2 separate regions of the Homo sapiens genome follow, and region 2 is linked to region 1. A link is a contact called in ENCODE Hi-C or POLR2A ChIA-PET data. All regions are on one chromosome and are shown on one strand. The core of a region is the stretch at or near the end of the contact, and the rest is flanking DNA. Distances in the headings are between cores, read along the strand shown. Region 1 holds the start of PAPLN-AS1 (PAPLN antisense RNA 1). Region 2 holds the start of MIDEAS (mitotic deacetylase associated SANT domain protein).

Region 1 (2,700 bases), core at 125-2,624:
GGTCCTGTCTTCTGCAGGCTCCCAAGGTGAGGCGGCAGAGTGACACCTGGGGACCCTGGAGCCAGTGGAGCCCCTGCAGCCGGACCTGTGGAGGGGGTGTCAGCTTCCGGGAGCGCCCCTGCTACTCCCAGAGGTAGGAGAGATGAAAATGGGCCAGCTTGTTAAAGCAGGAGCAGGGGATGCTGCCTTCTGGGTGGTGGGCTAGGTGGTCGTGGCCTAGGCTAGCACTGGCCACATCAGCAGAACCCACCAAGGAGCAGATTCATTCTGGAAGCAGCATCAGTTCAGCGCAGGAAATCAAACCATTTCCCAGGGCCTTCCACTCTGAGCTGGAGCACGCGTGCTGCCTGTTGCCCCTGGTCTCCAGCTCCTGATGCTGCACCGGCCTGCAGTATGGCAGGTGCAGTCAATTTTGCTGGAACTGGTAAATAATCTTCAACCGGCAGTTCCCAATTCCTGTGGTTTCTTTACCGAGTACAGATGTTCCCCACTTCAAGCGATTTATTAAATGCTTGCTGTGTGTGCTGCACTCCGGCAGGGTCAGTGGAGAAGGTGGGGCACAGAAGGAGTAGTGAGGTGCCTCTGTCCCGGTTTGTATAGGGGTTGTTCCTGAGAACCCTATGTGAGGAGGAATGAGAGACCAGGAATGATCCTAAGAGCCTTATACTGATGTCCTGCTTAGATCGCAGGATGGCTGTGCCAAGCGGGTGGGTATTATATCTCATGCACCTCGGGTCTTCTCTGGGAATCTGCCTAAGATGCAGTGGAGTGGTCCCGCCTTAAATCCAAACTATAGGGTGGGTAGGGCTCTGAGTCCCGCTTCTCTGGAGTACCAACATGGGTCGCTCACTCCCACCTGGGGGATTTACGGGGTGGGGTCGGGGGACACCCTCTCACCTTGCTGCTCCCACTGGAGAGTCCCGCAGAAGTTGGGGCCTGCAGAGAGCCCCAGAACGGGGGCAGGGACGTTGGGTCTCGGTCAGGTCTTCCCGGTGCTCTGGTCCCGCAGGAGAGATGGAGGCTCCAGCTGCGTGGGCCCCGCCCGGAGCCACCGCTCTTGTCGCACGGAGGTAAAGCTCACGGGGCGCGGGCGAAGGCACCAGCTTCCCCAGCCCCTCCTGGCCGATTTCCCCATTGGGATGCCCGCTCCTGGCCGCGGGCTGCTGGGTTGGCCCAGCCTGGGGTCCTCCCGCCAATCCACAGCAGGGCTGCGTGGGGGCCCCTTCCTCACCCTGCTCCCGGGGACTGGCCTTGCCCTCCACAGCCTAGAGCACCATGGAGGGGCACGCACAGGAGTTCGGGGGTCCGGGGGGCGGACTCCACCTCCGGCGGCTCCGATGGGGCAGGCAAGGGAGACTCCTGGGCTCCCTGGGCTCGGGCGGGGCGGGAGGTGGGCGGACCTCGGACTCCGCCCTCCTGGATCCCGACTTCCCCTCCGCCCCGCAGAGCTGCCCCGACGGCGCCCGGGACTTCCGGGCCGAGCAGTGCGCGGAGTTCGACGGAGCGGAGTTCCAGGGGCGGCGGTATCGGTGGCTGCCCTACTACAGCGGTGAGCGCGGCCGGGACTCGCTCTCTCGGGGCCTCTTGTATACCTACGTTGATGCCACAGTTCCTATTGCCGTATTATAGAGGCGTTGTCATATATATATATATTAGAGACAGTCTCACTGTGTTGCCCAGGCTGGTCTTGAACTCCTGGGCTCAAGGGATCCGCCGGCAGCGACCTCCCAGAGTGCTGGGATTGCAGGCGTGAGCCACTGTACCCGACCAATTTTTTTTTTTTTTTTTTTTTTTTTTTTTGGGTGGGCGCGGGGGCTCGCAATGTACAGGAAATCTTGTAGACCACAGGACCCACCTTTGGGGAGGAGAGGGTCTGCAGAGGTCCCTCGAGAGAGAGCAAGAGGTCTCTCTTTTTCTTTATCTTTTTTTCTTTTCTTTCTCTCTCGTTCTCTCTCGCTTGCTCTTTTTTCTCTCTTCCTTTCCTTTCCTTTTTTTCTTTTCCTTTTTCTTTCTTTCTTTTTTTTTTTTTTTTGAGACAGGATCTTGCCCAGGCTTGAGTGCAGCAGTGTCATGTCAGCTGGGCAGCATGTACCTCCCAAGCTCAATCAATCCTTCCACCTCAGCCTCCCAAATAATTTTTAAAGTAAATATGGAATGCTTCATGAATTTGCATGCCATACCAGCTAAGGGGGCAGGGGCTGTGCTAATCTCTGTATCGTTCCAATTTTAGTATATGTGCTGCCAGAGCCAGCATTTGTCAAATACCCCATCGATCAACCCATAATGAATCAATCACCAGTACCCCTGCTCCCCCCAGCACATGCCCGTGGCAACACCATGGCAGCCATTTTGAGGTCTTTCCATCCTTTCTCCCCTTATGTATGTATATTTTCAAACGAAGCTATGGTGTGTCTATACCATTTTGAGCCCTGTTTTTGCTCAGTCTGCTATGGGAAGCGTTCCTCCCGTCGCACAGAGACGGAGATGGGGAACCCCGGGAGCGGTAGCAATGGTGCCCCACGGTCATCCTGCAGGAGGGGCTGGAAGGGGCTTGGTACACCAAGACTTCATTTATCAAGGATCTGGGGGCCAGAGGAGATGGTCTGTGCACCTCTGAGGAGGGTATAAGTCATTAATTTTTAGAGAAATACAGTTCAGGGAAAAAACACCCAGGTAAGCACCAACATGTATGTCATTAAG
Region 2 (2,700 bases), core at 135-2,634, 510 kb after region 1:
ATGTGCGACTTGGGAGGCGACGTGACCAGCTCCACCAAGCCGGCCATATGCAGGGCCCGGCCGAATCCCGGGTTTCGGCGCTGCCGCCAGGCACCAGGGAACACAGCTCCCCGCGAGGCACCGCGCGGGCTGGGAGGGCTGCGGCGGCGCGGGCGTGCGGGGGCGCGCGGGAGGATGACAGGTCTGAGGTGCGCCCGCCCGCGCGAAGCGCTCCAGCCTAGGCCTCTGCTGACTGCATTTGCCCCAGTTCCCCAACGCCCCTGCACCTCTGTCCCCCAAACTCCTGGCGTGGACGCCGCGTCCAGGCCCACTTTCCCGTGCACGCTGGCAGGGGAAGGGGCTCCCGCGCCAAGTTCCCTCAGCTGGCTAGCCCCTCGCCGCGCCTTCCGGGCCTGGGCTCCGTCACGTCAGCCGGTCCCCACGGACACCACGTTTCTCTCCAGCGGAGGAGGAGCAGCCGGATTCCCGAGCCGCCGCGGGCCGCCGGGTGGGGAGGGCTTTCCTGGCGGGGCCGCGCCCGGGTGGGCGGGGGCCGCGCGCAAGCTGCGTAGCTGCACAAACACCGCGGGGCTGCGCTGCACACGCAGCTGCGGGCCGAGGGCGCGGACCGCGGGGGAGGGGGCGGCGGGCTGCAGGCGGCCCCCGCACGGCCACACGCGCCCGCTCCACCGCCGCCCAGGCCGCAGAAGTTCGAGCGCAGCGGCCCCCGCGGCCCCCTCTCCGGGCCGCGCCTGCAGAGCTGCAACCCGCCGTGCGAGCAGCCACAGCTCGCGCGCCGCCTGGGGTCCCCTCGCCGGCCCCGCCGCGTGCAGGCCTCGGCCGCCGGCCAGGCAGCCCCACTTACCCAGCTCTTGCCCGGGCTCCGGGCTCCGGGCTCGGCTGTCCCCCTTCCGCCGCGGGTCGCCGCCTTCGGTCGCCTCCGGGACTCCAGCCGCCTGCACGCACTCCCGATTTTAAAAACAAACAGGCGCCGTCGCCTCCCCGCGGCGCTCGCGGGGCTTCCGCCAGCCCGCGCCTCCCGAGGCTGAGAAGTTTGCTGGCAGGGCCCGGGCGGGACGCGCGGGCTGTCACCCCCCGCTTGCGATGCAGGAGCCTCGGCGCGCCCCGCACCCGTGCCGTCCGCCTCGCGAGCGCTCTGCCTCCCTCCGTGTCACCCCCAGTCCTGCGATGCAGTGTCAGGATTGCACGGCTCTGACTCATCGGTTGAGCTCACAGCTTGAAAAAAAAAAAAAGAGAGAGGGCGAGAGGCAACAGCGGAGGAGGAGGACTCTGGCGTGCTACAAAGGATTGCACAACTCGAGGCTGGGAGCGCGGAGCGCCCAGCGGCCGGCCGGCGCGCGCGGCACCGCGGCGAGCAGGAACCAGCTCTACCACTTCATCAGCACAACTGTCTCGGGGCGGCCTCAGCCAGCAGGCCCGGCGCCGCCCACTTCCTGCGACCAAATAAGGCCGGGGAAGGCGTCCTTAAACCTCAGGCGGCGGCCGGGGCTGGGGATTTCCAGCAGACCTCACCTCCACTCACGAGTCGGTCGCCGTCCCCATCCCCCGCCCAGGCTGGCGCCCCCGATGGCTTTGCTGGCGGGCCACGCTGCTAGTTCCTTTCACACCAAGGTCAGGAGGAGACGGTGACGAAATGTTTGGAAACCCATTGAGCCTGCCAGGAAAGTGTGTGTGTGATGCTGGGGAAGGCACAAGTCGCTTTCTTCCACAAAGAAACTCTCTCTGGTTTTGGATACGGTAAATCATGCACAATCCTCTCCATGGCATTTTATTAACAGACTCTCCGAGTTTCACTTTCTGGCTCAAAAGCGTCCTGGTGCGTGTAAAGGTTATTGAGAAACTGGCCTCAGTCCCTAGAAAGGACCCACCATCTCCATCGCTTAGGTGAGGAAAATCTCCTGGATTTAAATCTAGCAACTCAGGCCAGAGTTGAGCGGCTTTTCACTCCATACTCACATTTTCCCCTGTCTTCCCTAAATATCCCCCTGATCAATTCTCAGGTCCAGGCCTTGATGCCTCCTTGCCTGACTGGTGGGAAGATGGAAAACATTTTTGCAGCTCAAGAGGTTGGTTCTGGCCCCCACATTCAATGGGGCTCTAGGGCCAGGGGAAAGTTCAGGGGAGTGTGTCCTATTCTTCCTTCCAAGTTTTTTGGTGGTGGTGCAGTGGTGGTGGTGGCGGCGGCGGTGGTGGCGGTGGCTGTTTTTCAAGGAGATGGGTCACAAGGAGATTTTCCTTTGAAAGAAAAACCACCGAAGAATACCATGTGTCCTGGCAGCCACTTTTCAAAACACTGTGGCCAGACCTGAGAACCAGGTGCATCCCTCACTTTCTCAGGGAGAAGAGGAGGGAGGGGCAGCAGAATATGATTCTCACACACTCACTGGGCCTACAGGGCCAGGGTGGGGTGTGGAGGACACAGGCAAAACTTGGATCTTCTGCCCAGAAATCCTGCCAAACCTGCACTTGCTTCTAAGGGGGCATGGCTTTCCTGTCCTCTTCCACCTCTTTGCTGGCTGGAGCACCTGCGTACATGTACACCTGGAAGTCACACCTCCCCAAGAGGAGAAGGGCTTATTTGCACCATGTTATGATAGATATGTCAAAATAAGGAACACTTAAAACAATCTTATCTACAAAATACAGGTAATTATGCCACAGGACTGGACCAGAGGACCTCTTGAGATCCCTTCCAGTTCA

What was found. A loop is a pair of places that touch in the nucleus more often than their neighbours do. ChIA-PET counts read pairs that join two places held with the same protein, here RNA polymerase II (POLR2A). Pooled maps may share reads with other maps.
Region 2: a loop to region 1 is called in a pooled map, with 4 times the contacts of the local background. The contact joins the promoter of MIDEAS here to the promoter of PAPLN-AS1 in region 1. A Hi-C loop is called at or near these places in 4 of 37 single-sample maps with no recorded cell type and 5 of 50 pooled maps. POLR2A ChIA-PET finds 5 or more read pairs at or near these places in 1 of 52 experiments (activated B cell).

Annotation. Positions count from the first base shown.
Region 1 is chr14:73,244,627-73,247,326 of GRCh38, forward strand. It overlaps PAPLN-AS1 (PAPLN antisense RNA 1), which reads right to left and starts at 1,375. Exons shown (of 2, transcript NR_135248.1): 1 at 898-1,375; 2 at 1-618. It overlaps PAPLN (papilin, proteoglycan like sulfated glycoprotein), which reads left to right. Exons shown (of 27, transcript NM_001365906.3): 3 at 18-133; 4 at 1,010-1,070; 5 at 1,447-1,549. It also overlaps the pseudogene RNU6-419P. RefSeq lists a silencer at 1,210-1,479 and enhancers at 2,427-2,496, 2,635-2,700.
Region 2 is chr14:73,758,919-73,761,618 of GRCh38, forward strand. It overlaps MIDEAS (mitotic deacetylase associated SANT domain protein), which reads right to left and starts at 1,385. Exons shown (of 13, transcript NM_001367710.1): 1 at 845-1,385. RefSeq lists silencers at 53-162, 523-672, 803-1,042 and an enhancer at 1,463-1,792.